Regions from separate parts of the Mus musculus genome. Here all the other regions are linked to region 7. A link is a loop called in an ENCODE intact Hi-C map of the cell type or tissue named here. Cell type or tissue: heart. All regions are shown on one strand.

What was found. Peaks named below come from ENCODE experiments on the same cell type or tissue, not always from the same donor. Only the 100,000 strongest peaks of a DNase experiment are listed, where the experiment ranks them.
Region 1: a loop joins it to region 7, with 2.3 times the contacts of the local background. A loop is called at or near these places in 5 of 42 quality-filtered maps.
Region 2: a loop joins it to region 7, with 6 times the contacts of the local background. A loop is called at or near these places in 41 of 42 quality-filtered maps.
Region 3: a loop joins it to region 7, with 6 times the contacts of the local background. A loop is called at or near these places in 33 of 42 quality-filtered maps.
Region 4: it touches region 7 in a loop (2.0-fold over the local background); 5 of 42 quality-filtered maps call a loop at or near these places.
Region 5: a loop joins it to region 7, with 10 times the contacts of the local background. A loop is called at or near these places in 37 of 42 quality-filtered maps.
Region 6: it touches region 7 in a loop (2.1-fold over the local background); 4 of 42 quality-filtered maps call a loop at or near these places.

What each region holds. Positions count from the first base shown.
Region 1 is chr5:113,648,432-113,652,431 of GRCm38, forward strand. It overlaps Cmklr1 (chemokine-like receptor 1), which reads right to left and starts at 1,959. Exons shown (of 3, transcript NM_008153.3): 1 at 1,790-1,959. It overlaps Gm52823 (a long non-coding RNA gene), which reads left to right and starts at 2,313. Exons shown (of 3, transcript XR_003955975.1): 1 at 2,313-2,446; 2 at 2,727-3,018; 3 at 3,756-4,000. In heart, a CTCF peak has its summit at 1,764 (motif pointing left); DNase peaks (open chromatin) are centred at 480, 2,110 and 3,960; H3K4me3 peaks cover 1,636 bases; H3K27ac peaks cover 1,187 bases; H3K27me3 peaks cover 2,502 bases.
Region 2 is chr5:113,364,353-113,368,352 of GRCm38, forward strand. No RefSeq gene overlaps it. Among named protein-coding and RNA genes, the nearest start is that of Aym1, 9.1 kb to the left of the region's middle. In heart, a CTCF peak has its summit at 1,736 (motif pointing right); a DNase peak (open chromatin) is centred at 1,784; H3K27me3 peaks cover 2,265 bases.
Region 3 is chr5:113,584,887-113,588,886 of GRCm38, forward strand. It overlaps Wscd2 (WSC domain containing 2), which reads left to right. Exons shown (of 9, transcript NM_177292.3): 9 at 2,907-4,000. The coding sequence ends at 3,259. Among named protein-coding and RNA genes, the nearest start is that of Gm42002, 16 kb to the right of the region's middle. In heart, a CTCF peak has its summit at 1,756 (motif pointing right); no DNase peak of the experiment used is centred here; H3K27ac peaks cover 755 bases; H3K27me3 peaks cover 319 bases.
Region 4 is chr5:113,659,340-113,663,339 of GRCm38, forward strand. No RefSeq gene overlaps it. Among named protein-coding and RNA genes, the nearest start is that of Gm52823, 11 kb to the left of the region's middle. In heart, a CTCF peak has its summit at 1,788; a DNase peak (open chromatin) is centred at 1,792.
Region 5 is chr5:113,470,069-113,474,068 of GRCm38, forward strand. It overlaps Gm30812 (a long non-coding RNA gene), which reads left to right. Exons shown (of 3, transcript XR_389557.3): 2 at 3,478-3,632. Among named protein-coding and RNA genes, the nearest start is that of Gm30812, 7.4 kb to the left of the region's middle. In heart, CTCF peaks have their summits at 1,541 (motif pointing right) and 2,466 (motif pointing right); a DNase peak (open chromatin) is centred at 1,522; H3K27me3 peaks cover 448 bases.
Region 6 is chr5:113,670,535-113,674,534 of GRCm38, forward strand. No RefSeq gene overlaps it. Among named protein-coding and RNA genes, the nearest start is that of Gm52823, 22 kb to the left of the region's middle. In heart, no CTCF peak of the experiment used is centred here; a DNase peak (open chromatin) is centred at 2,167.
Region 7 is chr5:113,722,273-113,726,272 of GRCm38, forward strand. It overlaps 1700069L16Rik (RIKEN cDNA 1700069L16 gene), which reads right to left and starts at 2,500. Exons shown (of 3, transcript NR_033216.1): 1 at 2,359-2,500; 2 at 1,428-1,593. In heart, CTCF peaks have their summits at 150 (motif pointing left), 2,400 (motif pointing left) and 2,600; a DNase peak (open chromatin) is centred at 2,379; H3K27me3 peaks cover 260 bases.

The DNA.
Region 1 (4,000 bases), 74 kb before region 7:
CTCAAGATGTCATTCGTAATCAGGCATCTAAGAGGCAGGACTATAGTCCAGTCTCCCAGCCCATTCTGCAGATGCTAAAACTGGGGCCCAGCTTCTCCATGGACAGCTCTTAGGGAGGGGATGGAGGTCCCCAGGGACATAACACTGAGCTGTGCCTCAGTGAGCCCCAGGTTGCTAGGAGACAGACTAGATGAGTGACAGATTATAAGACCATGTGGAAGCAGCTATATGGGGGTGCGGAGACCTCTCTACTGGGTTGAGGTAGATAGAAGCCTGTATGGGGTTCATCTACTCCTCAAAGAGTTGGGCGAGTCCAGAGCCACTTGTCCTTGGCTCTCAGATGATATCTCGCACATGCCAGACACCCCACAAGTTTAAGCTAAGCCTTTCAGAAGAGAGTCCCGAGCCAGCCCCTTCTGCAGCTTGAGTGAACTGTGAACAGGCACACACACTGGCAGCAGCAAGGTCCTGAGACAAGCCAGCCTTGCCCTTGACAGAAGCCAGAACCACAGATCCCCTTGGAAAGGGGAAGGAGAGAGAGTTAAAGGGAAATCAAGGCTTTCTTAAGACACAGCAAACACAAGACCTCCTCCTCCTCCACTTCCTCACTGTGTGACCTCAGACCTGTGGCCTGTCCTCTCTGAGCCACATCACATAAAGAGTTGCAAGCAGAAGTCAGGAAGATCCATAGGGCTCACTGCCCAGCCAGCTAAGCCTAGTCAGTGAGCTCAGGGTCCCAGCGAGAGACCCTGCCCCATCACATAAAGAGTTGCAAGCAGAAGCATCTCAAGCAGAGGCAGGCAGCCCTAGTGTTAAGAAGGCTTCAAGGCTATTGCACCCCTATGCCATGCCATGTACAGCGTCAGCAGGAAGAAATTGCCATGACCAGACAGCTCACATATCTTTAAAAAAGGGTAGTGAAGAACTGGAGCGATGGCTCGGTGGTTAAGAGTACCAGCTGTTCTTCCAGAAGACCCAGGTTCAATTCCCAGCATTGACATGGTTTCATCAGCATCTGTATGTAACACCAGCTGTAGGGGAAGTTGATCCTCTTTTGTCCGGGACTCACGTGCACTCACATGCACAGACCCACATAGATATTGGCATGCATATATATAATTAAAAATAAAATAATTTTAAAACATGGTTTCTCCATGTAGCCCTGGCTGTCCTGGAACTCACTCTGTAGACCAGGCTGGCCTTGAACTCACAGAGATCCTCCTGCCTCTGCCTCTCTCTGGGTCTATGAGAGACCTTGACAAGGCTTATGATAATCAGAGAGTGACAGAAGAAGACACCCCACGTTCTCCCTCTGCCTGCACATCTGGACATCACACAGAGCATCACACACACACAGTGATATGGGGTCACCTATGGGAATATATCCACGGGACTAATACACAAAGCAAAACTATCCCACAAAGTGTTCATGGCAGCGCTGGTCACTCAGAATACTAAAAAACAAAAAGAGAAGTGGACCTCACAGTAGTTACATGCCCCCAAGGCCAGCCTTTGTCAGCAGCCACTGAACTGTCCTCTCGGGAGCCGGAGAGCCTGACGGGGGTGGTCTGTGGCACGGCACAAGTGGGCTTTGCTCTGAGTCGAGGAAGGATTCATCCTCACGGATGGCCTGCGGTGGCCACGCTGGTTTTCACAAACACCAGCGTCGCTCTTCAGCTCTGATTCTATGCTAGAAACTTTTCCTTTGACACACACCCAAAGAGGAGCTCCAGTCCCTGCCTGCGCGTCCCTTCCCGCCCTCTGCAGGACTCAGAACCAAGTGCTGTACCTTCTCTCCAATATCCCCCTCCGGCTCCTGCGACTTCAGGGTTTGAGAACTCGCGCTCTGGCCTCTTTCTCAGTTGTTCTGGTAGTGGCTGTTTGCTTGGAAGCATTTCTTCCATTCACAGAAGATTTCGTCTGAGCCCCGCGGAGCACAACATCCTAAGAGCCTCCCTCTGTCCTGTGTTCTGTGTGGGGACAGGGACAGAACTCAGCCTGAGAAACAGCTGGAGCGGGGAGGGGCGGGAGGAGCAGGAAACAGCCTGGGGAGGGCGGGGGCGCCAGCTGTGTGGAGTGGGCCCCCCGCCACTCCCCCAGAGGAGGCTTCGCCTGCCAGCCAGGCTGGGCTCCTGGGTGGTAACGGCCCACTAGGAATGACCCGCCCCTTGTCTGGGCGCACAACTGGAGCCGCAAATGGAGCCTTGAAACCAGGCTGCTGGGGAAGTTACTCCTGACCGACCTGAAGACCCACCCGCAGCTGGTTATCTTTGCCCGCAGTAGGGACGGTAGCAAGCCCTATGGCCTCTTGCCTGCTGTTCCCTACTTCTGAGTGCTATTCTTGCCCCTAGTGTGGCCAGATGGCTTCCAGCTCCTTCTCCGTGATGAAGAAACCTCCCCTGACAGACTACTCTGGGTTTCCACATCACAGCAAGCACTGACAGAGGTATCACGCTGTCCTGCCTGCTGCCTGTCTTCCCCAGTCTGTCCCCACCACCTGATATAGTGCCTAGTTTATTGGCACCGACAGCAACAGAATTGTTGAAGTAGCCAAGAACAAGGCAGGGTACTGGGCACTCAGTACACAACCTTCACAGTGCTAGGAACTTGATACTACATCCTCCCTACGGCAGTGGTGGTTGTGGACAGGTATTTTTATTACCCTTGTTTATTGGTAAGGAAATTGGGGCACAGAAAGGTTAAGTTTCTTACCCTATGCTACCCAGCTAGGAGATGGCAGAGCTGGAGCCCAACCAGGCTAGATCCCAGTCCTCAACCTCCAGAAGGAAGACATAACAGTCCTTGGCCTGTGTGATCCATAGCAAGTGCTTTGGTTGAGAGTGTCATGCATCACCATGCCTGCTGCAACGGGGCTGGAAGAGTAGATCACGCATGGCGGATGGAGATGCTGAGGCCGTGGACCAGAATCTGTGCCCAGGCAGCCGGCTCGGGCTCACAGCTAAGACCAAGCTGAGGTCTGTCATGGTTGGAAGCCCTGCTGCCTAAAGCTACTTACAGGTGAGGAGAGGGGAGAGAAAGAAGAAGGAAAGGAAGCAGGGGAAAGGTAATGGAGAAGGGTGAGGAGAGAGAAGAAGGGGGGAAGTAAGGGGGAGGAGAGAGAAGAGGGAGAGGAGGGGAAGGAAAAGGAGGAGAGAGAAGAGGAGGGAGGGGAGGGGAAGAAAGGGGGAGAAGGAGAGGAGAGGAGAGGAGAGGAGAGGAGAGGAGAGGAGAGGAGAGGAGAGGAGAGGAGAGGAGAGGAGAGGAGAGGAGAGGAGAGGAGAGGAGGGGAGAGGAGAGGAGGGAATACAGAGGAGGAGGAGAGAAGAGGGAGGGGAACAAAGGGAGGGGAGGAGAAGAGGGAGGGGAAGAAAGGGGGAGGAGAGAAGAATGGAGGGAGGGGAAGGAAGAGGAGGAGAGAGAAGAGGAGGGAGGGGAGGGGGAGAAGAAAGGAGAGAGAAGAGGGAGGGGAGGGGAAGAAAGGGGGAGGAGAGAGAAGAGGGAAGGGGAGGGGAAGAAAGAGGGAGGAGAGAGAAGAAGAGGGAGGGGAGGAGAAATAAGAGTGAGGGGAGGGAGGGGAAGAAAGATAGAGAGATGAGGATAAAGACAAGAGAAGAATGGAGAAAGGATAAAGAGGAGGAGGAGCGGGGGGAAGGGGAGGTCAAAGACAAAGGCAGGGAGGGGGTACCTTCTCAGCTCAGCCTCAAAGTCCTAGACAATTGGGTTGTATCTGTCACCACCTGTCTTTGTCTTTGCAGCTATAGCGGGACACCCAAGACTACATTAGTTCACAAGCGGGAGTTTCTGTAGATCTGGGTTCTGGAGGTGGGAAGCCGCCCGGAAGCTGGTGTCTAGTGGGCTTCCTGCTGCCTGTGGTGGGAAACAGGAGGTGAAGCCACACAGGAGCAGGGAGGAGAGGGCTGAGCTCTGCCTGTCAGCCTGTCAGCAGCAATGGCCTTAGTCTGCCAGAACACTTAAAACAGATTCATCCCTTAAAGGCCCC
Region 2 (4,000 bases), 360 kb before region 7:
GGGAGAAAACATGAAGGCCCATCCCTCATAGTCTTTCTGCCAAGGAGATGATGCTGGGGCCTTGTTTCCTGAGAGCACACTGGGTGCTGACCAGAGCTGCGGAATCAGTGTATTCTTGGAAGACCTTGGGCTCCAGGGCAAAAGAATAAGCCGGGCTTCCACGATAAGAGAACGGAGGAGAGAGCGAAAGCAGAGCCTTCCCGATGGAAACGGAGCAGCGCACTGACGAGCCTCAGGGAGGGGCACAGGAAGTGTGGACTCCATACCAGCATGCTGGCTCGGAGGTGTGAAGGGCCGACATCTGAGTGGTCATAGGTGACCTTGGGTCATACTGCTGCCATGACGCCTTCCAGAGGGAGGGACAAACTGACTCCAGTCACTAAAGTCTCTAGAGCAACAGCCACATGAGACAGGTGACAAGTGTCCACTGGGCAGTTGTGTCTAGTAGAGACCCAGCATGGGACCTGAATCAAGGGAGTGATGGCAGGTGACTAAGGGGACATCCGTGCGATCCTCGAAGTTCTGCCTCTGCGTAAAGTTGTCCTACAATGTGCTTATGCTACAAGAAGATTTTGCTAGCAGCTGGTGGTAAGTGATTAATATTAACTACACATGAAAGAGCAAATGCATTCCCATGCAATATATACATTAAAATAGAAAAACCTAATGCATACACACCACACACAGGCACAAACAGACACCACACACAGACACAGACATATACCACACACATGCCACACACACCACACACACACACATACACACACCACATCATACCACACTACACCACACACATCACAAAATTAAATGGAAACCCAGCTGCAGAGGGCCTTCGGGGTGGACCTATCTGTGCTACAGCCTGCCAGTCTTATGCGGTGGCTGTTACACATCCATCCTGTGTGTGTGTACGATTTCAGATCACCATTTGTTCTTTGTGGCATCTGTCTGCCACCCGCATACTCTGCCCCCTCCTCTGGGACCACAGAAACTGAAGGTGCAGACCCGTGAGCTTAGCCATGTCTTTTCAAATACCTGTGTGGCATATGGCTTCTCGAAAGGGCTGTCAAGAACTCCCCAACCCGCTAAGGTGTTCTTCACCCTCCTTTAAGATGAAACAGAAAATGCAGAGACCCAGAAAGTGACCTCAAAAATTCAAAAGTCACTGGGAAAGAACTGGCTCTGGAGACGCCCATGAAGGTCAGAATGAAAAGGGTTCCAGGAGAGAGGAAATCTTAGCCCTGAAATATCCCTTATCCAATGTTGCAAACACAATCACACCCACACTGAAATGGAGTGTTTATTTAATGTCTAATGTGTGGCTGGTTTCCCTAAACATTTGTTTGTTTTTGTTTTTTTAAATACAGGTTTATTTCTTTGAGAATTTCATGTATTTACATAATTTCCACCTCTCCCCCCCTCCTCTGTTGTGTTCCCCTCACTCTTCAAATTCATGACCTCTTTTTTTTTTTTTCTTTTAAAATTGTCACACACAGACACACACAACCTACTGGGTCCATTCAGGATCGCTCCCATGCACACGTGTTTAGAGCTAGTTACAAGTGCACACTGCCACGAGCTGTTCCACGAGCTCTGGATAGCCAACTCGGCTCTCCATACTCACACAGAAGGCTTTACCAATGGAGCCACAGCTGCCTTCATGGCCTCTCTTGGTGGCTTTGCACCCGCATCCCAGCCTTAAAACATCCTCAACGTCACAGGGACGTCCACTTCCCATTCCGACCACTAGATGTCACTATGTACCCGGCCATGACATCTCGCTTCCCGGTTCCTCGAAGCCCGCAAGTTCTGGTGCGTCCCGCCCTTCCCAGAGGATGGGCCAGAGAAGGAGCCTCTTCTCTGGGTTCTCACACGGTGGTGGCACGGTAACTCCGCAGCCAACTCTCAGGATGCGCATGGCTCTTTCACTGATCGTCTCTGACAGCTCCTACCCCGTGTGTAAAACAAAAAACCCCACAACATTAATACTCTTTGGGTGTTTGTCCAATGAGAGTGATGTTCCCTGTTGAAACCTGCAGGAACCCCCACAAAAGCCAGTGTGTGTACTCCGAGCGTGTGTAACCCCAGCACTCAGACTCCTTGGAAGCGTGATAGCCAGCTAGCCTGGCATATAAGGTGGCAAAACTGACACCAGGGCCTCAAAAGACAGTGGCACTGACACCCAAGACCGTCCTTTGACCTCCACACATGTGCTGTGGCATATGCATGCCAGGACTCATGCAACATCACACACATATCTTGTGCACACAGCGCTCAAACACACACTCTCACACACACGTACACATGCAAACACGTGTTTTTGTTTTTGTTTTTTTCCGGAAAATGACTGGGATGACCCACAGTACACACGTAGGCAGGGGTTGTTCAATCAGACATAAGGTTTTACGAGACTCCAAATGCCTGAGATGCCCAATTATCCTGCTGCCTAGAGATGTGGCTGTTTACTGAGCTGCCTTTACATGCTGGGCACACAACAGACAAAGCCCGGAGAACACAGAGGCTTCTGAAGCACGTGAGGTAGAATTTTCCTCTAGGCCATCACTCCTGAGACCACTGGACCCGGGAAGGCTGACAGTAGTCCTCAGACGCCCACACTCCAGCCATGTTCGCGTGACCATCGCTGACTCTGCTAGCACACGTCTAGGTAGCCACGTTGGTGGGAATTTTGTTGTCAGCAACACAGCATTTAGCCAGGTACAGTGACACAGTCCTGCTGACCCAACACTGGAGAGTGTGAAGGAGGGGAGTCAGAAGTCCACAGCCAACCTGGCTTGTAACAAGTCATTTTTCCTCAAAATAATCTCTGAGTCACTCACAGTGCACACACATTGTATGTTTGGGACCACCCGGGAGCATCCTGTGGTTGGGGGAGGGCGTGTGGGCCTCAGAAGTACCACAGCTCAGTCAACTACTCTGGGAAATACACAAGACCCGAAATAATGTTCAGGTTGAAAGTGAGTTTTGAGAATTAGAGAAGGCAGTGGTTTAAGGAGCCCGAGAAACAGCATCCCAAACTCTAGATTCTTTTTTGTTAACTGGTGGTAACTCGTGTTGGGATTCATCCGCAGGCTACTCCCCTTGTAACTCCTTCACAAAAGACTGCAAACACCGAGACAACTTTCCCCTCGCCACGCAGGTCGCGTGCTCTTTCTTAAGCACGACTTAGAGAAAGGAAAAAACTGAAATCTAGTCATGCCCCTGTAATTGTAACACACGTTAACTTTGCGCATGCCCAGATCAGACACCAGCCATCCAGTGACCCTAACTTGAGTGACAATCTTGCAGACATATGAGCAGAGTCCCATCCTTCAGTCAATGTCTGCATCCTAGACTCTGTCACACCCCAGGACCACATGTAGCTGGAGACAGTGGGGAGTGCATAGCTGGGACCTCACCTGAGGTCTCCCCTTTTCTACAGGGACACTCACCTTCCACCATCACCATGGACAGAGAAGTCATTTGTGATGGGTTGTATATCCTTGACCCAGAAAGTGGCACTCTTAGGAGGAGTGGCATTGTTGTAGTGGGTGTGGTCTTTTTGGAGTAGGTGTGACCTTGTTGGAGTGGGTGTGGCCTTGTTGGAGTGGGTGTGGCCCTGTGGAGTAGGTGTGTCACTGTAGGTATGGGCTTTAAGACTTTCATCCTAGCTGGCTGGAAGCCAGTATTCTGCTAGCAGCCTTCAGATGAAGATGTAGAACTCTCAGCTCCTCCTGCACCATGCCTGCCTGGATGCTGCCATGCTTCAGCCTTGATGATAATGGACTGAACCTCTGAACCTGTAAGCCAGCTCCAACTAAATGTTGTCCTTATGAGACTTGCCTTGGTCATGGTGTCTGCTCACAGACACCTTTGTGAAGACTCCTACGTGGGAGCTATCTGATAACTGCTCTTCCACTTTGTGTGTGTTTGTGTGTGTGTGTCAGTGTGTGTGCATGTTTGTTGAGTGAACCGAAGTCCCAAGTATGGGTGGAAGTAAAAACTC
Region 3 (4,000 bases), 140 kb before region 7:
ACAAACCTTCCTATGTATCTTTCCCAAAGAGCCAACATCCTAGCAGAGACAGGCTGTTCTCCGAGTTTGAAGCCAGCTGTCTACAGAGCAAGTTTCAGGACAGCCAGGGCTACACAGAGAAACTGTGTCTCAAAACAAAAACAAAATACACCCTAACAAAAAGAATGGAACATGTTTGTTGAGTTTCCCCCACTGCACGTAGTGAGGTGTTCCCCCTGACTCCAGCACACTTTGGGGTGGGGTGGGGTGGGATAAGAGGGAACAGTTGCCTCTTGTCTCCAGGGGCTGTAACATCAGATGATCATAAAACTCCTAAGCTAAAGGTCACAGGAGAAGTAGCAGAAAAATAAAAGCAGAATTAACCCTTTGAGGAGGAGTTGGGAAACAAAGGCCAAAAATTAACAAACCAAAACATTTCAAAGACAAGGAGAACCAAGACAAAACAAAAACCAAAATCCCATCAGAGTTTCACAGGCAAATGAAATATCGGAAAACAAGCTAAACAGCCGAATCTAAAATGTCTTTAGAGTTCTGGGCGCAAGCAAGCCAAACCAAGCCAAAGGTTAGACCAAAACCTTTCCAACAGGCTTTCAATCAAGCGCTCAGAGCAGATACTTTAAAACAAATACTTTGAAAGCAGACAAAAAGAGATACCTCCCAAAGCTTGATCTGTAACCAGCTCAGAACAGACAAATAGGCTGTCCACAAATGGCAGACACAACTCAGCAACCAACCAACCACCCGGCTGAGGAAACAAAACCAGACAGCCAGGGCTCAATGGATCCAGGCGATTCCTCTGGTGGAAAGTGGGTCGTTTTTTTGGAACCTAACATGTCAGCATATCTGATGACATAAAAACCATAGCTCTCATCTTAAAGGGAATGTGAGAGAGCTTATTCTGAAGCCAGTGAGTGACCGTGGCCCAGAAACGCGGATATAGGTTACTCCAGATTCTGTGTTCCAACTGGGAAGCAGGCTCATGAGGTGTTTGTAGTTTGACAAAACAGTCAACGAACCCAGGCAGTTTAAAAGAGGCGGATACCACAAGACAGGGAAAGCCTTTCTATAAGCCCTGAAAGAACCTAGTGGGGAAACCCCCATTCAACTCCCGATTCGGCGTGCACCCAAGAATCATGAATAGAACACAACACCTTGATGTAACAACACGAGGAGGGTCGAAACATATCTCACATAACAGGAGACAGTGGATTCGACCAGGTTTGAAAGCTAGGGGTTTTTATAGAAAAGGAGTGGGGCTGGGGGAGGAATTGGCGCGGTTTCACATGATTGGTCCATTTAAACATCAGCAGCCTGTTAACATTTAACTTAGGTCAGAGGGGTGAGAGCTAGGGAGGTGACGGGCCTGCCCAGGCATGTCCTGGTCTGTTCTGCTGTGTTCTCAGCCCCAGGTTTCAAAGCTCACAAACAACTCTTTGGGCTATTTGACATACATTACATGAATCACAGGTCTCAAGTTTTATTTCCTTTCAGCCCAAGGTGCTGGCTGATGATATTCTTAGCCTTGGGCTGGTAGAAGCTAGCTGTCTTGTTTGTTTGTTTTAAAGATTTAATTACTTATTTTTATGTATGTGGGTGCACTGTAGCTGTACAGATGGTTGTGAGCCTTCACGTGGTTGTTGGGAATTGAATTTAGAACCTCTGCTCACTCTGGTCGGCCCTGCTCGCTCAGTTCCTGCTCACTCTGGCCCAAAGATTATTATTACTGTAGCTATCTTCAGATGCACCAGAAGAGGGCATCAGATCTCATTACAGGTGGTTGTGAGCCACCAAGTGGTTGCTGGGATTGGGACCTACAGAAGAGCAGTCAGTGCTCTTACCCGCTGAGCCACCTCGCCAGCCCATGTCTTGTCTGTTAATAGATTCCAAAAGGTTTCTACTAGTAGGGGGGGTGTTAGTTCCAACAGACAGATTTGCAAGAGTGAGCTGTGCAGACAGTCTTTGCTACAGTGTGGGTTCTGTTTTCTTCCACCCTTCTCCCCTCTTTTCTTCCACCCTTTCAACCCCTAACACCAGAAAGAAGAAGAAAAAAAGACAAGAGAGGAAAGGAAAAAGGAATATTATTATGGTTAGACTAGTTCCTACCGATTACGTGTGTCAAATTTCTTAGGGCTCCTAGATCTTTGCCATTAGAATCCAAATTTTTCTTCTTTCTCCTTTTTATTTTTTCTTTCCCCTTTTTATTTTTTCTTTCTCCTTTTTATTTATTTTTATGTATTATTTTTTCTTTCTCTTCTTTTATGTACAACTACTCAACAAACCACAACCAACAACTCTCCCCACTCTAAGCTCAAGCATTTATCTACCCTCTGAAAAGTCCCCGGAATCCCCGGTGTCACACAATTGCAGAAACCATCTGCAGCTGGCAAAATGATCTGCCTGCTAGGGCACAAGGCAAATCATAAGACAGCTGCTGTGGACAGTCTGAAGCGGCCCCTACCCACACCTGGGATTAAAGCAAAAGCAAATTCTTATATTCCTAAAGAAACCAAAATTGTCACTACCTAGGTGTTCCAGAGGTCTAGGCCTAGCCCAAGGTAAGCTAATTAGTCCTTGGATCTGCAACATTCCAACCTCCCCCACAGAACTACAGTCTCTACCCATACAGCTTCTTGGGGTCCAAACCCAGAGCTTCCAGCAATCTTGGCAAGCGAGTGCTCTCTGCTCCCAGCCCTTCCTGTATAACCCAGCATCTCTGTGCCTCCGCAGTTTGGTGGTATCTGTTTTCAGGCTGTGGTTCTGTGTATAGGTAGGGCTGTGCCTGTAGTAAACCAGGCACCAGCCAGGGGTGTGTTACCCAAAAAAGCACACGTGGGTTTCAGGCGTCCGGAAGGTTTGTCATCTGCCCATCTATCTAGTGGCGGGCTGACGCTCTGCTCTCTCCGCAGAGTGGCCCGAGTTCGTGAGGAACTATGCCCCGTGGTGGGCCACGCACACGCTGGACTGGCTCAAGTTTGGCAAGACCGTCCTGGTGGTGCACTTCGAGGACCTGAAGCAGGACTTGTTTACGCAGCTGGGCCGCATGGTCAGCCTGCTGGGCGTGGCGGTCAGGGAGGATCGGCTGCTGTGCGTGGAGAGCCAGAAGGACGGCAACTTCAAGCGCTCGGGGCTGCGCAAGCTGGAGTATGACCCTTACACAGCCGAGATGCGCAGGACCATTGCCGCCTACATCCGAATGGTGGACACGGCACTACGTAGCCGCAACCTCACTGGGGTGCCTGATGCCTATGGCCCAAGATGATGGGCAGCCAGGGAGGGACCCAGCATCCGGTGCCCCTTGGCTTCAAAGAGCTGGCTTCCCTCTGGCACAAAGACAGCCCCAGGCTTCTGCCTGCCTTCAGAAAGGCCCCTCTGAGGCCTCAGGAGGAGGAGATATCTAGACACCTTTCCCTGGAGAGTAGGCTGCCTGGTTTGGAGTATCCCAGACCCTGCTATTGGTGGTGGGAGAAGGGAGAGGCTATCTGGCAGAGGTTGGGAGGGTCTGGCTGTGGCAGCTGATGGACATTTTGCAAGCAATGACCCTCTTCTGACTGTGTGGGCCCCTGCCTCTTCCCCTGAGCAGGCACCAGCTTTCTGATCTCTCTCAGGCCACCTCTGTGTGACAGACAGCTGGCTGGGACCTGTCTCCGTGGCCTTGGGCGTCTCACTTCTGAGGACCATGGAGACTGGTGCTCTGGCATTACAGTGGGAACCGCCCCAGGCTAAAGCACATAAGAGGCCCAAGCCGGGTGTTGCCCCCCCTCCAGGACAGCAACCCTGTCTTGTCTGCTCGTGCTGTCGTGTCTTGGGGATGAGGGTGACGTTGGGGTTCTTGATCCTTCTTCCAAAGTCCCTTAGGTACCAAAAACCAACCCAACAGGTTGGCCATGTGCCACATACGGAAGCCCAGAGGACCCAACATTGCAGGGTGGGACCTGAACTGGCTATCTTACACTGCCTGGATTGATCCCTTAACCAGGGAGTCCTTCCACTACCCCAGGGC
Region 4 (4,000 bases), 63 kb before region 7:
GGTGGGGGGAGGGATAGAACATGCTAATAGCTCAGTTTTCAAGTGTGCAAACACTGGAAACAGAGACTGCTGGGAAGATGGAACAAGGGCTCATAGCTCATTAGCATTCGGGCATTCCATGTGACGGGTCACCAGGGAATCGCCAATCGGCTTCTTCAGAGCGAGGCACCACCTCAACCTCACCAAGATGCTGTGGCAACAATAACGAAGTCACTTAACTCCCGCTCCCTGTCAAAGTAACCGGAAAATGGTGTGACCCCTTCAGGCAGATAAAGATAAATAATAAACAAAACAAAATAACAATGGCCAGCAATTGCACTCTTTTTTTAAAAAGTATATGATCAGGCAAACAATCCAACACACAATGTTTCCAGCTGAATTACTTAAGATAGCCAAAAGGAAGAAAGAACGCAAATGTCTATCAATAGATGAATAGACAAAATATCCATATGGTAGAGTATTACTTGAGCATAAAGGGTGACAAAGTAGTGATGCATGTTACAAAATAAATAAACTAGACAGCCATGAAATGTATAGTTCTATTTAGGGGAAGAGATTGGGTGGGTTCATAAAGAAAGCAGGTTTGCAGCTGCCTGGGGCTGGGGAGAACTCGGAATGGACTGCTAATATATACAAGGTTTCTTTCTAAAATAATACAATGTTGTAAAATTGATTGCGGTGTTGGTTGTACAATTTTGAGAACTCGATAAAAAAAAAAAAACAATTGAATTGTGTACTTTCCTTGGGCAAATTGTGCAATGCATCAATCACATGACAGTAAAGCTATTATACGATGTGTGAAGTGTATTGCCTATTACAAAGCATAAAGGCAGGGGCTGGAGAGATGGCTCAGCAATTAATAGCACCTACTGGCTGCTCTTCCAAACGACCCAAGCTCTGTTCCCAGCACCGCATGGCATCCCACAACCATCTGTAACTCCAGGGAATCTGACACCCTCTTCTGGCCTCCACAGGCATGACACCTCTGTGCGTGCATTCACAATTCAAAATAAAATAAATCTTTAATCAAAACATGCAGGTGGGCTTTTCTCCAGTGCCCGTTGCCTGGTGAGTGTTATAGAAAGAGACATTCTAAAGTGGGAGATTTCTCCCCCCAGATCTGGTGTCTGAGATATAGCCCACACCACTGGTACATTTTTCTTTGAAGCTTTATAGCTCATTTACATAATCCAGGCACATTTGTAGCCCATTTACATAATCCAGGTACATTTACCTTCTACTTCAAAGTGTGGCCTTGTTCATTTTAATCTAAAAAATAACGGATCAGGCTAAGGGTGTGGCTCGGTGTTTAGCCTGCTTGCCCGACATACCCAGATCATGAGTTTAGTCCTTAGTACCGTATGGTTTTCTTTTTTTCTTTTTCTCCGAACCCATGAATAAAATTGATGCTCGGGGGGAGGGGAGAAAATATTTAATGAAATGAGAAGCAGTCCCCTCCGTTTGATGACAAATGAGAAAGCCAAGCAAAAAACGCCTGTGAACAGAACGGGAGTCGACCAGGGGGTGAGAGAGGAACGGATGGGATTTTTAATGTAGACGCCAGGAGAATAGATGCTCAGAGAGAGGAAACTGGAGGGACTGTGGGAAGAAGGGGCTGCTGCTGTCTCACATTTTCTTCAGCTGAGAGGTGTCCGGCTGCCAAAACCCTCACTAATGTTGCACAACATTAAAAATAAACATGGCTTTCTGCAGCTGGAGACCCTGGAGGGAGAACGGGGCCCTCCCAATCTTTGGGGAGATGGCTTGGCAAAGTCCCCTGGCTGACGCACACACCCTGATCTCATGCTGCCCCCACCCGATTCCCGAGAGCTTTCCAGCGGCCCTGCTTCCTGCAGGTGCTCAAGGAGGAGACAAAGCCAGACAGACCCTTCGCAAAGCTCATGGAAGAAAACCATACAGATGCTCGGAGCACAGCTGGAGGAGCGAACACTGCCAGGCGTGAGGGGACAGGACAGAGCCCGAAAACATGGCTAAAGAGCTTCTGCTCTGCTTCAAGCTAGACAGACTATATCAGTTGGGTCGGCTATCTCTCCAGGGCCTCAGTTTCCCCTACACAAAGATTCCTCACAGCTCTCTTACTGTAATGTCTATGATCCTCTGTACTGGACCCGCTGCTTCAGCTCCGCCCTCCACAGACTTGTCTGAAGCCCTTCACAGACTGCTAGGAACCCCTATCCTACCTTCAATGGCCATGAGCTCCCGAAAGCCAATCTCTTTGTTGACAAGATGATGCTCATTCCCCTCAACTGACAGCAGACAATTTCTCCAGAAGGCAGCACAAGCCAGGCTTGGCCATGCACACCTGTGATCTCTGCCTGCAAGAGGCTGAGACAGGAGGCCACAGAGTTTAAAGCCAACCTGGATTGGGCGCGAGGATGTCTACAAACAGAACTGCAAGGCAGTATGGGTAGCGCAAGGCAGTATGGGAAGCCAATTCCCGTCCACTCCCACTCCTTAGCACCACCATAAGAGCCTCCTTGAGCCTCGGCCAGGTTCCTGGGGCTGTGGGAGAGCAGCAGCTTCCTTTCTGCTCTCGGAATGACCAGCCATGAGGGAGGGAGGCCCTACCTGTTCTGCGAGAAGCAGAAGCCAACCACGCGCGGGGCGCTTTCCTCGTGCCCACCCTGTGAGGTGGACACTCGTACACAGTCTGTGTCTGAGACATCCTAGATGTTGGCTCAGGGGTGAGAACACACCATGCACAGGGTCAAAATAAAACAAAGAGAAGAGTCGAAACCAGACCCATCGAGCTCTGGCCAGACTCCCCACAAAGATGGCTGGACTTGTCTCTGGTTCCTTTTGTGGTTTTGTTTCTGAGTTTTCCTTCTGATGTGTTTGCCTTTACAGAGACATTGAATCCAAAGCCACAGACAGGCTAGCTCTGCAACTGAGCCACATCCCTAGTCCATTTATGTATATTTCATTCATTCATTCATTCATTCATTCATTCATTCATTGTCTCACTTATTTCCAGGCAGGCTCTCATTGGGTTTCCTAGGCTATATACTGGGACAAGACCGAAGCCCGCCAGGCTCTGCCTCAGCCTGGTCAGTACCTCTTACCTTCACGTTTTGGGCTGTGGTAAAGCAGCCACCCATCTCTGCCCTTTGCATTTGGCTACTAGAAATAAACCCTGGAGAGAAACAGCAGAAAGCCCAATGCCCAAGCAGCTCACTTGCCACCCAAGCCCAAGCCTCAAACTTGCCGCAGCTCACACGTGGGTTTGTGAGACCAAACATCACGCTCCCACAAGGACAAGATTTTGAATAAATATGATGTCACCGCAGGCAAAAGCTGTTCTTTCCTACTCTCAACTGGTCTTCTGACTCCAGATTTGCTAGCAGGTTTTAAACACTTTCTTGGACGCATATCCACGGGGTAGAGCAGGCCTTCAAACCTTGCTATGTCCAGACAGAAAGCAACACACTTTGTGCGGTCGGTGGATGTGCGCATGCGCAGGTGCACACATGGTAGAGGCCAGAGGACATGGAGTGTCCTGTTCTGCCATTCTCCACCTGACTCCTTTGAAGTGATCTGGAGCTAGGTTGGTGGCCAGCAAACCCCGGTGACACCCATCTCCACTCCTCAGCGCTGGGGTTTCAGGGGCCTATGCAGCCATGACTGGCTTTTTATGAGGGTGCTGGGGCCCACATTCGCACTTGCTGTGCCCTAACCCACTAAGCATACTCTAGACATTTGGTAAATTGTTCTAAGACCATTGTTTATGCTGATGTAGGTGTTTCGTGTCTACTTTTTGTTCAAGGAATGTCTAGGGTTGTTTTTTTTTTCTTCTCGTTTTATTTTTTAAGATTCGTTTTACTTTTAGTTGTTTTGTTGAGGTTGAGGTTTTGTCCTTTACTGGCTATTGTAAAGCCCTCAAGACCTGGACCCTGCCCCAAGTTAATGTTGATTGGTAAGTAACAATGCCAACAGTCAATAGCTGGGCAGAAGAGACACACTGGTGGGGTTTAGGTTTCAT
Region 5 (4,000 bases), 250 kb before region 7:
TTGCCCCAGAATCCTCTGCCTTCACCTCCCTCCACCAGAACTGACACATAGCCGAGCCCTAAGAATGGACATTCTGACAGTTACAGCCATTGAGTAGCCAAGGTGGCCTGTGCTGAATGCTGAGGGAATGGAGACCCAATCCCCAAAGAAGGAAGGGAAGACAGCAATGACAGAGTATGATTGACAGGTAGGAGAGATCACAGGGGCTGGTCAAGGCTTTGCCAGCCACCGTGCCTGGGGCAGTGATACTGTAAAAAACATGCCTGACATTGAGACGGCATGGTCTCTTCCTGCTGTGGGTGGACCATATCCAGTCACCTGTCAATCCCTTTGCTAGGGAAATAGGAGTAGTTGTCAAACATTCAATGTGTCCTTGCAAGGTGCTCCGGGGAGGACTCCAGGTGGTCCTAACGATGATAACAGAACAGCATAGAATCACACTGCACAGTGCTGGCCCAAGTCACCATCAGCTGTGTGGCCTCAGCCATTCCCTGTCCTCTGAAGGCTGTTCACATGTCCTTCTGTGAAATCATGGGAAATTCCTTGACTCTATGATGAAGATGTCAGGAAAGAAGATGGAGCCCTCTGCCCCCAGCTACAACCATGACTGTGCTTTCTCGTTCCATGGCTCCGGGGGGGGGGGTTGTCTCTCTAAAATCTTCTTTGAAGAGGTTCCTGATACTAAAAAGGGGGACATGGAGGAAAGGGTGAAGGGGATGAGGAGGAAGAGGAGGAGGGTGAGAAAGAAGACAGAATAGGAAGAAGAGGCGACATGGAGAAGGGAGTGGGGGGCGAAAAAGAGGAGGAGGAAGGGAGAGAGGGGAATGTGGAAATGGGAAGGGTGCCCACCGCCCACGGGGCAGGGTGAGAGGAAGCAATAGAAGAATAAGAAGGGGAGGAAAGGGATGGGGGGGTGGCAGGGAGAAGAGAGACAACTCGAGAGGAGGGAAGAGGGGAAGAGAGAAAAGGGAAAAGTTAGAAGAGGTAGAGGCAGGGTAAACAACACCAGCTCAGAAGCCCCTGGTAGAAGATTTTCTGTTACTCGGTGGCTGTACTGGCTGGTTTTGTGTGTCAACCTGACACAGGCTGGAGCTATCACAGAGAAAGGAGCTTCAGTTGGGAAACAGCCTCCGTGAGATTCAGCTGTAGGGCATTTTCTCAATTAGTGATCAAAGGGGGAGGGTCCCTTGTGGGTGGAGTCATTCCTAGGCTGGTATTCTTGGGTTCTATAAGAAAGCAAGCTGAGCAAGCCAGGAGAAGCAAGCCAGTAAGAAACATCCCTCCATGGCCTCTGCATCAGCTCCTGCTTCTTGACCTGCTTGAGTTCTTGTCCTGACTTCCTTTGGTAATGAACAGCAATATGGAAAGTGTAAGCTGAATAAACCCTTTCCTCCCCAACTTGCTTCTTGGTCATAGTGTTTTGTGTAGGAATAGGAACCCTGACTAAGACAGTGGCTAAGGGCACCATCTTAGAAGTCTCCCCAGGCCTGGATCCTCTGCTGCCAGACAAGAATGTAGCCTTTGCTCTGACCCTGGCCAGGAGGGGGCGCTGGAACTCCTTTCATTTTGACAGTCCAGGAGGGTATTTAATTTGCACTTTCCTAACGCTGGGGAATGTGAGCATCTTTTCCTTTGTTTCTTAGCCACATGGATTTTGTCCATAAAATCCTAACTTTCCCTCTTCTCTTTTCTTCTTTTTTTCTTTTCCTTTTTTCTTTTTTTGCCATTTGTCGCGTGTGTGTGTGTGTGTGTGTGTGTGTGTGTGTGTGTGTTTAACACTGTGGATATAATCATAAATCTAATATAGTCATGCAATATGGATTTTTTAAAAGATATTTATCTTACTAGTAGTCCAGGCTGGCCTTGAACTTATAAAAATCCTCCTGCCTCAACATCTGAGAGGGCTGGGATTTCAGGTATGAGCTACCATGCCCTATATATAGTGTGGATTTTAAAAATCTTTTACTGGCTTTTGCTTTGTTTTTAATCTCATGATAAGGGCACAGACTGTACTATCCTGGGAGGATTAAACAGCTTAATTTGGGATTCCTGGTGTATTATCAGATAGTTTATTCTGTTACTGACCAGCTCAGAGCACAGGGATGTGGTTCTGTGGTTATTCGGATATGTGCGCATCTTTGGAGTTGGTTACAATCCTAAGGCCAGGCAAAGTGATCTGTAGGAATTCCCCGTGAAGAGGCACTCAAAACCTGGAACCTGGCTGACCTGTGTCTACTTGGTTGAGAAGTGGGTGGCATGACTGATCCACGCTGGGCACTATGCTCTAGAGGCAGCATCAAAGATACGCTCATCCCTGGGAGGTGGAGGCCAGTGGGAATTCTCTATGAACAAGAGAAATTAGCAAGGTAGCACCTGTGAATCATCTCGGCTGGTCAGTCCTGCCAGGGACACCGCTTGTGGCAGAAGCAGACCTCACCAAACATGAGCCGGTATCCGGGTCTCTGGTTGCTGGGTTACACCAGCAGGGAGCGCTGGGTTATATCAGCATTGGTTGCTGGGTTACACCAGCATGCACTTGTACCATTTTGTATCTATTTCTCGTTCTGATGAGGCTACTGTGTAACAAATAGCCCTAGAAAGGTTGGAGATAAACAGCAACAGTGTGGCAGCATGGCCAGCCACTCTGATTTGCTGTTCTAAATAAGCTTTCTTAACCCTCTGGGCTCATCCAACCAACAGCAGGCTCTTTTTCACCCATCTTCTATGGTCCTTAGACAAACAAACAGCCTGGGTGTGGTCTCCTGGTGTGGACAAGGGCACCAGCAGGATTGAGCCTTTTCTTGCCCCGGTGTGAGCAGTTCACCTTCACTGTGACTCCAGTGGGTTTGTGGTCACCTGGGAGACCCGAATGTGTCTGTGAGGATGTTTCCAGAGCGGAGTGAAGACCCACCCACCCTCCACTCACAGCTCTTAGGTATCAAGGGCTAAATAAAAATGTGATGAGCTGAGCGCTGCCATTCATCACTTCGTGCTTCCTGCCTACAGATGCTAAGTGACCCTCTGACTCATGCTCCTTCACCACCATCTCCCACCATCACCGCGACCTCCCCCACCATGATGGAAAACACCCTCAGACTCTGAGCTGGGGTCAACCCTCCCTTCCTGAAGTTGCTTTTGTTGGGTGTTTGTAACAGCAGCAGGGAAAATGGAGGAGGGGTGGCACATGGGGGAGGGGTAGTTTAATCCCAAAGCCAAGGACAAGAGTCATGGACAGAGAAGGTACTGGGGTCTTTGCTGCTGTGATCACAGCAGTGCAGCAGGCAGGCTACAGAAACAGGTCTGGATGGGACCCACCATTTGCTGCTGAGGTTTTACATGGGATCCCTTCCCAGAAATCCCCCCACCCAGCCCTAGGTCACACCACAACCTTCTTGCTTTCTCTCAGCTCTTTGCCAAGGGACAGAAATCTCTGCAGTGCGGCCCTCCTGCTGCTAATGGCTTCTCTGTCTCTCTTAGGGATTGTGCACCAGGAGACCTCACTAGCTTCTTCTGATGATGTTCTCAGTGCCCCCAGTCCTAGCCATGCAGACGACAGTGACACAGCTCTGCAGCTCCTTTCACAGGGACTCCACAGCCACTGTGTCTTTTTCCTGATCACTGGCAAGCACTGGGTAAGTGTTATATGGTTCGCCTTTCTCACTGTGAGCACCAGCAAGGTGTGGATTGTTTCCATGTCAAGACAAACGATGGCTGGCTCATCAGGGTTCAGCAGAAAATGGAGAAACTTCTGCCCCTGGATTCTTTCTAACGGTCTGAAGGCTCAGGATCCTGCATGTGACCCACCCTGTTTGGACTTGGATGGAGTCTCCTTGACTGTTGCTAATGCAAGTGACAATGGAGGGATGGAGATGTCCAAGGGGAGGGAGTGGTTGACTTAAAGGTGCCAGGGCCTGTGGATGCAGGAGGGGACTCTGGAGTCTTTTCACCTGTGCAGAACAGCCCTGCTCAGAGACAACAGGGCACATGAGCATTGATCGTC
Region 6 (4,000 bases), 52 kb before region 7:
ATTACTGATGGTTGTGAGTCACCATGTAGTTGCTGGGATTTGAACTCAGGACCTCTGGAAGAGCAGTCAGTGCTCTTAACCGCTGAGCCATCTCTCCAGCCCCTGTTATCAACTGATCCCTCTGTTGTACATGAGTTTCTTAGTTTCAGGATGTCCCTTTGTCAGTTGTTGGCCTTATTTCTTCGACAGCTGGAGTCCCATTGAGGGAGACCGTGACGATCCTGTGTGCACACAGCTCCCCACATCCTTCAGGGCTTTCAGAGTTTCCCGTTTTATGGTGAGGTCTTTGATGCTTTGGGGGTTGGTTTTTGTGGTTTGCAAGATAAAGATCTGGGTTTGTTCTTGCATGTAGACATCTAGTTCCTCAGTGTCCTTTGTTGAAGTGACTTTTTTTTTTCCTCCAAAGTATAGTTTGTAAAAAGCCCAGGTGCCCGTAATTGCATGGAGTTACATTTGGGACTTCGGTTCTATTCTACTGTCTCCTTTGGTGTCAAAACCGTGCTGTTTCTATTACGATGGCTCTGAAGTATGACTCCAGATCAAATATGGTGATACCCTGGTGGTTATTCTGCAAGGAGAGCTGCACAGAGGTATATTGATCACCCCCACCATTAGGTTGTGTGTGTTTCTGTATGTGTGTATGTGTGTGTGTGTGTGTGTGTGTGTGTGTGTGCATGAGTGTGTGCATGTGTATGTGTGTTTCTGTATGTTTGTATGTGTTTGTGTATGTTTGTGTGTGTATATTTGTGTGTGTGTGTGTATATTTGTGTGTGTGTGTGTGTGTGTGTGTGTGTGTGTGTATTCTAACCCAGTCAGTTTCTTAATGGGTAAGTCATGGCTGCCTGATTCCAAAGACGTCATCTTCTAGCAGTCGCCAATCCAACACTCCAATTAAACAATTGTTTCCTAATGTTTCAATATTTATCATGTGTGTGTGTGCATAACTGTGTATGCATGCATATGTGTGTGCATGTGTGCGTGTCTCTGTGTGTGTGTGTATCTGTGTATGTGTCTGTGTGCATGTGTGTGTGGATGTATGTGTCTGTGTGTATATATCTGGGTGTATGTCTGCATCTGTGTGTGTGTGTGTGTGTGTGTGTGTGTGTGTGTGTGTGTGTGTGCGCGCGCACATACAGAAGCATACCATGCATGCCTGTGGAGGGCAGAAAACAACTTGTGACAATCAGTTCTCTCTACTATATGGGACAGGGCACCACTGAGTCATCTCAGCAACCCCAATCAGTAGGTCTTTCTAGTATGGGGATACCCCTGGCATTCCCCCTCCTGGGAGCAGGGCTCCTCCCCAGATAACTACGGAACACTCACACAGTAACCTTCACAAAACCCCAACCTGGGGACCGGGTTCTTGCCAGGTGAGTATGAATGTGCTCCGATCCTGTCCCCAGAAATCCTCTCCCAGGGTCCACTGAAGCTCTGGATTCTCTTAACCTCTGAAAACGTAATGGCACAACCATCAGCCACCTAGAGAACACAGATGACCCATCGCCAATAAATCACAAACTCCCAGAGACACTTCTGCATAAATGATGGCTGCTCACCTCAGTGGGCAGGCTGGCTGCAGGATGTTTAATGTTCCCTGGGAAAAAGTGAAACCCTTTCCTGCTAGGGGTGGGAACAGGGAACTGAGAGGCAGAAAGCTGCCAGGAATTTGGACAGAATCAGACCCACACTCCTTCAGGGTGGGGTTGTGGGGAGAACAACAAGACCCCAGTGCTAAAATAAATAGATATTGACTCAAATACCTCAATTATAATCCCAACATTTTTAAACAGTTACATTTTCGTCCCCTTTCTTCACTTGTAAAGTAGAAGTTCAGAGGTTTTCTACGTGGAGCCTCCTCCCATGTGCCATTAGAGACCACCAGTCATCTCCATCTATCTCCACAAGAGATAGAGGCTTGCAGAGGAAACACTAAGGCCAGCAAGGCAGGACTCCAATGCTGCTCTCTCTCCCACACGCTGAACCCCTGTGTCCTGTTGGCTATGTAACCACCACGCGTAGGAACTGGAGAGGAAGTCCTAGGCATGTACCCCACCCAGGCCTTCTGTGGGCTGAACTGCAAAATGGTGTGTGACTCATGTCGTCTTCCTGTGTGTGCGCCCAGGTTCTGCTTCTGTTCTGTGAGATTCCCGGAAACAGTTAAGCAAGCCCAGATGGACATTCCCTCTAGGGTGCCTGGTGGGTGCTGGGTCCACGCACATCCAATGGTCTGCCAAGGACCAGTTGGGGGTTCCAGCTGGACCTGTCTCCAAGGAACAAGCTCTAAGCCTCTGCCTGGAAGCCAGTGGTGAAATCCAACTGGGCAGGCCTGTCTTGAGATATGCCAGACAGACACAGCAGTCCCCCGGGAGCCTCTCAGAGCAAGTTTTCCCTCACCCCACCTCAGGACACCATGTGCCTGCATCCCAGCGAGACACAAACATCGACGCTTGAGCCCTCATTACTTTAGGCTCTCCAGACACTCCAGTTCCTTCATGCCTCCCCATTCCCACAGGTGTAGCCATGGCCACCACAGCTGAGAGGGAGGCGCCTCTGTGATCTTTGACAGAATGTTTGAGGAAGCTCCTGAAGAAAGGGAGAGTTGGCTTTCAGCTCATGGTCTCTGAAGATTTCAGCCAGTCACGGTGGCATGGCTGTGGGAGGGATTCAGCCTGAAGTGGCCTGAACACCAGGCGGTTGGTCCATCTGATAAAGAGAAAGAAGGACTTGGATGGAGACTAGAGAAGGAGGAATCGCCTTCAGTGACTCCCCAGTGACCAACCTCCATCAGCCAGGCCATAGCTCCTGGGAGTTCCACGGCCTCCCAAACAGTGTCACCAACTGGAGACACAGCAGCCAGACATATGAACCTGTAGACACTTCACATTCTAACCATCACAAAAGCTTACCTAAGTGGGGACTTTGCTGTGTGTTTTTGTTTGGTTTTGTGTTTTCATGTAACCCAAGATGGCCTTTGAACTTGAACTCAGTATAAAGCAGAGGGTAGCCTTGAACTCCAAATGCTACCATCACACCTGGTTATGCAAATCCAGAGCCTTACCCATGCTGGGCAAGCACTCTACCCACTGAGGTACACTTCCAATCTAATTGGTTAAGTTAGATACTAAGGAATCAAAATCATTCCCCAACCAGATCTCTCTCAAAGTCCCAATGTAACAATAAAGAAGAGAAACAGTGTGACAATCCCAGTCTGAGATGTCTCTCTGTTCTTATCTCCCAAAGCAGCCACAGAACCTCAGAGAATCCACATTATAAACCACTGTCCCAGACACCTGGAGAAACAGGCCCAGAAAAGAACTCACCTGGTCCTAGAGTCTGGAGAGAGGGAGGGAGGGAGGGAGGGAGGGAGGGAGGGAGGGAGAGAGAGAGAGAGAGAGAGAGAGAGAGAGAGAGAGAGAGGAAGAGAGAGAGGGAGGGAGGGAGGGAGGGAGGGAAGGAGGGAGAGAGAGAAAGAGAGAGAGAAAGAGAGAGAGAGGAAGAGAGAGAGGGAGGGAGAGAGAGGGAGAGAGAGGGAGGGAGAGAGGGAGGGAGGGAAGGAAGGAGGGAGAGAGAGAAAGAGAGAGATAAAGAGGGAGAGGGAGAGAGGGAGGGAGGGAGGGAGGGAGGGAGGGAGGGAGGGAGGGAGGGAGGAGAGAGAAAGAGAGAGGAAGACAGAGAGAAAGAGAGAGAGGGAGAGAGAGGGGGAGGGAGGAAGGGAGGAAGGGAGGAAGGGAGGGAAAGAGAGAAAAGGAGGGAGGGAGGGAGGGAGGGAGGGGGAAAGGATGCCATACTGAGACCCCTGCTTAGCAGATGAACTGGTCTCCAGCCAAGGCCCAGTCTAGTTGTAGGCTCTCTCCCTGCCCGCCCCCCCCCACTGGTTTTTGGAGACAGGATTTCTCTGTGTAGCCCTGGCTGTCCTGGAACTTACTTTGTAGACCAGGCTGGCCTCAGACTTAGAAATCCGCCTGCCTCTGCCTCCCGAGTGCTGGGATTAAAGGCG
Region 7 (4,000 bases):
ATGCATATGTTTGTGTATATATGCATATGTTTGTGTGCAAGTGCAAAGAACATAAAAATAGAAAGTCAGCTGTGAGAGGGGAAGAAACAAAAGGAGAGGAAGAGCAGGGAAGGGAGAGTATGGAATAGATCCGGCCTCTGCTGGCCACTGTGGGTACTGCATGCATACAGTACACCACACACACACACACACACACACACACACACACACACGTGCGTGCAGGCATGCACACATACTCATAAATCTTTAAAAGCACTTCCCTTTCATAGAGAATAAAAGTTTCAAGAGGACAAGACCTCTCTCTCCTGCCATTCCCATAAAAAATGCACAGCCTGGACCTAATCACACAGAAACAACAACAACAACAACACACACACACACACACACACACGCACACACACACACGGGGTGGCCCATGAAGTGACTGCCTGTTCTCTTCAGAACCGTCCAGGTCAAATGGTACAGTGGCACATGCCTGTAACCCCAGGACTCAGATGGAGGCGGGAGGGTCAGGGCATCCTCAGCTACACTGGGCTCAAGGCCAAGGCCAGCCTGGAACACACAGGACGCTGACTCAAAAGCCAAAACAGTGTCTAGTCCAGGTCATGAGGGTGGGGGGTGGGGCGTGGGGAGGGGAGGGTCAAAGAGAGTCTGAGGAATGTTCCAGATTGAGAGAGACTCAAAAGGCAGCGCAGCTACAGTATAATGGTGATCCTGAACTTCCTTGCTGGGACAAGGGGACATGCACCAGGCCCCTAAAGGTCAGGCTGGGAAAGACCCTCCTCCCACCCCCGCAACTTTACTTGAAAGCATCCCTGCCTCAGATTTTGGAACAAAACCTACAATGATGGTGGTGACACTCTGTGTGCTGTCCCCCATACCCCGCCAGGTGACCATCGGCCACACAGAGCCACTGAACTTTGAAAATGTGGTTCATGCAACTGAGGGACTGATTTTTTTTCCATTGTATTTAAATTTTCATTATAATTAATTTCAGTGAACTGAAATGTAAATGGCCAGCGCTCAGGAGGCAGAGGCAGGTGGATTTCTGAGTTCTCCAGGCCAGCCTGGTCTACAGAGTGAGTTCCAGGACAGCCAGGGCTACACAGAGAAACCCTGTCTCAAAAAAACAGAAAGAGAGAGAGAGAGAAATGACGCTGTGAGAGAGAAATTGACGCTTTTGCCAGGCTCCTATGTTCTGCAAAGAAAGCTAAGTTTGCCTCTATCGCCCGTCCTTGGCGCTCCTGTTCTGGGTTCTACCTGCAAGGCTCTGAGAACCGTGTGTTAGCCTGCATGGCTGCCCCCTTCCTGAGGTTCCCCCAAGGAGAGAGACTTCCCCTGGCTGACCCATCTAACAGGCTTCCAAAGAACCCTTTCTACTGAGCCTGGACCACTCTGCAAATCTAGGAGGAAGGATCCAGTTTTACCTCTTGCCAGTCTGGGGACAGCTGATGCAATCTGTCTCCTGCTGAGATGCTGGGCCCTGGAGCAGGAGAAGGGAAGTTCCACCTGCTGTGGGGCCAGCTGAGCGCCATGTGGCCAGGTCTGTTATAGCCAGCATTGCCAGCAGAAAGCCTTGGCTTCCCTTGTACCCTGGAAAGAGACCCGTTGTGTGAGAGTTGAATAGATAGAATTCATTCTCCAACATCAAACTGTGATAGTCTTTAAAGGGCAACCTCCAGCAACCCTTAGCCTGGGGTTGTTCTCCAGTCGCCTTTAGAGGGATCACCTTGACCTTGCACTCCCCCACACAGCTGAATCCGACGTTTGCCCCTCCCCCACCCTAGCCCGATCCCATCCTCTCTCACAGTGATGAACCAGCCTTGTCTGAGATATCCCGGATTCTTTTCTTTCATCAACACCTGCTCTCACACACCCTGTCTTGAACAGGCAGGTCAGGTTAGGGTGCTCTAACAAACGGTCCCCCAAGTCCCTCACTGATGGACCACCAAGGCTCATACTGCATACATTCAACTCGGACTGCATCTGCTCCGACTCCCCACTGGCACGATTCAGTCACCACCTCCATGGGCAGCGGCTGTAGCCTGTGAGAGAGGGAACGTGTTCTACAGTATCCTTCAGCAAGGGTCTGAGTCCTAACCCAGAACCAGCTGTATGACCTGCCCGGCCTTTGGATGCAGAAAGAAAGTTACTGCAGGGATGGACCTGACAGAGCTCTTACTAGTAGGGAACCGGGGGGGTGGGGGTGGGGGAATCAGGAGCAGAATCGACTTATCCGTGGATTATGGACAAGATATATCCTTTAAGGCACACAATTGCCTACTTCTGGACAGGTCAACAGCTCACCAGCCAGTTAGCGACAAATCCAACCAGGGAGGGTTCCAACTCGGTACTCACAGGAGCCAATTTGCCTGTCAACAGCGCCACCTGCTGGTCGATAAAAGTCATCCGCGGAGGCGCCCACCTGGGAGCTAGCCGAAGAGCAGGGCCCAGCCACTGCTCACCCAAACAACTCCCAGCCTAACCAGGAGGCAGCCTCGGCAATCGACAGTTAGGCCTGAGGACAAACATTCTAAATCGGGCGCCAGAGCACTGCACAGTTTTCTCAGTGGCTCTCCAGAAAACCCTATCTCAAGATGTCGTCATCGATGTGTCGAACAGGTGCCACTCATTAACAGTCATTGAGACTCTTTTAAGGGCTTTTTAAGTTGACTGTGTTGTGTACGGGTAACATTGTACAGACAGAGCAGGCTGTGTTTGTGTATTTAGGAGTATATAATAATTAAAAAGACCATGAACGGGGACTGGTGAGATGGCTCAACGGTTAAGAGCACCGACTGTTCTTCCGAAGGTCCTGAGTTCAAATCCCAGCAACCACATGGTGGCTCACAACCACCCCTAATGAGATCTGATGACCTCTTCTGGTGTGTCTGAAGACAGCTACAGTGAATGTACTTATGTATAATAATAAATAAATCTTTGGGCCTGAGCAAGCAGAGTTGACTGGAACAAGCAGAGGTCCTAAAATTCAATTCCCAACAACCACATGAAGGTTCACAACCATCTGTACAGCTACAGTGTACTCACATACATAAAGTAAATAAATAAATGTTTTTTAAAAAAAGACCATGAACTCAAAAGGAAGAGGTGGGGACATGGGAGCAAATGGAAGGGGAAATGGTATAACTACGTTATGATCTCAAACATATGTTTTAATTCTTTAGAGCTTGTTGCTTTTTTTTTTTTTTTTTTAAGGTAAGGACTTAGGTGGTAGGTGAGGCAGCTCCGTAGACAGAAGCACTTTGCCAGAGGACAAGCTGACGGGGAGCCTCGGGAGAGCTGCCCACCACCTTTGACGCAGGGTTGCTCACTTCCCTTTCATGGCTCGTCACAGCAGTGTGCCACAAACAAGTGTCCTCAGAATGGACACTGAAGGGGAAGAGGGCGTGGGAGTGCACCGGGTTGAATGCTGAGGTCGCAGGTCACCTCAGTCAGGTAGGCAGCCGGGAGCAGAAAGACAGGCCTGGAGGACACAGACAGATTCCTCCAAGACCCGGGAGAACCCAGAAAATGCCATTCGCTTCTTCTCCCCTCCCCACCCCTGCTGTGAGAAAGGAGAGGAAATAGGTATTTTTAAGATATAAGAAGATATAGATGCCGACACGACTTTATATTACGAGAGGAACTGCTGGCCAAGAAGCACCAAATTATTTACAGCATGTTTCCCAGAACTCAAAGAAACACTGAACTTTTTTTTTTAAACAGGCCTGAAACCAAAGCATAATTTATAACAATACATCAAACTTAGCAATACATAAATCCTCTCGCCTTACAAAAAAAACACACCGAGAATTGTTCACTCTCCGTAAGTGACTCAAGGCCAGCCTGAGGACACACGTCACCATGGACGGATCCCCATCACGGGGAAGGAAGCTGCTTCTACCGGAGGTGACTCCCACAGTGGCAGAGGGACCAGTTAACAAGGGAAGCAGAGAAATCCTCATGAAGCGGTCTGTGGAGACCTTCTCAGATCTGCCCG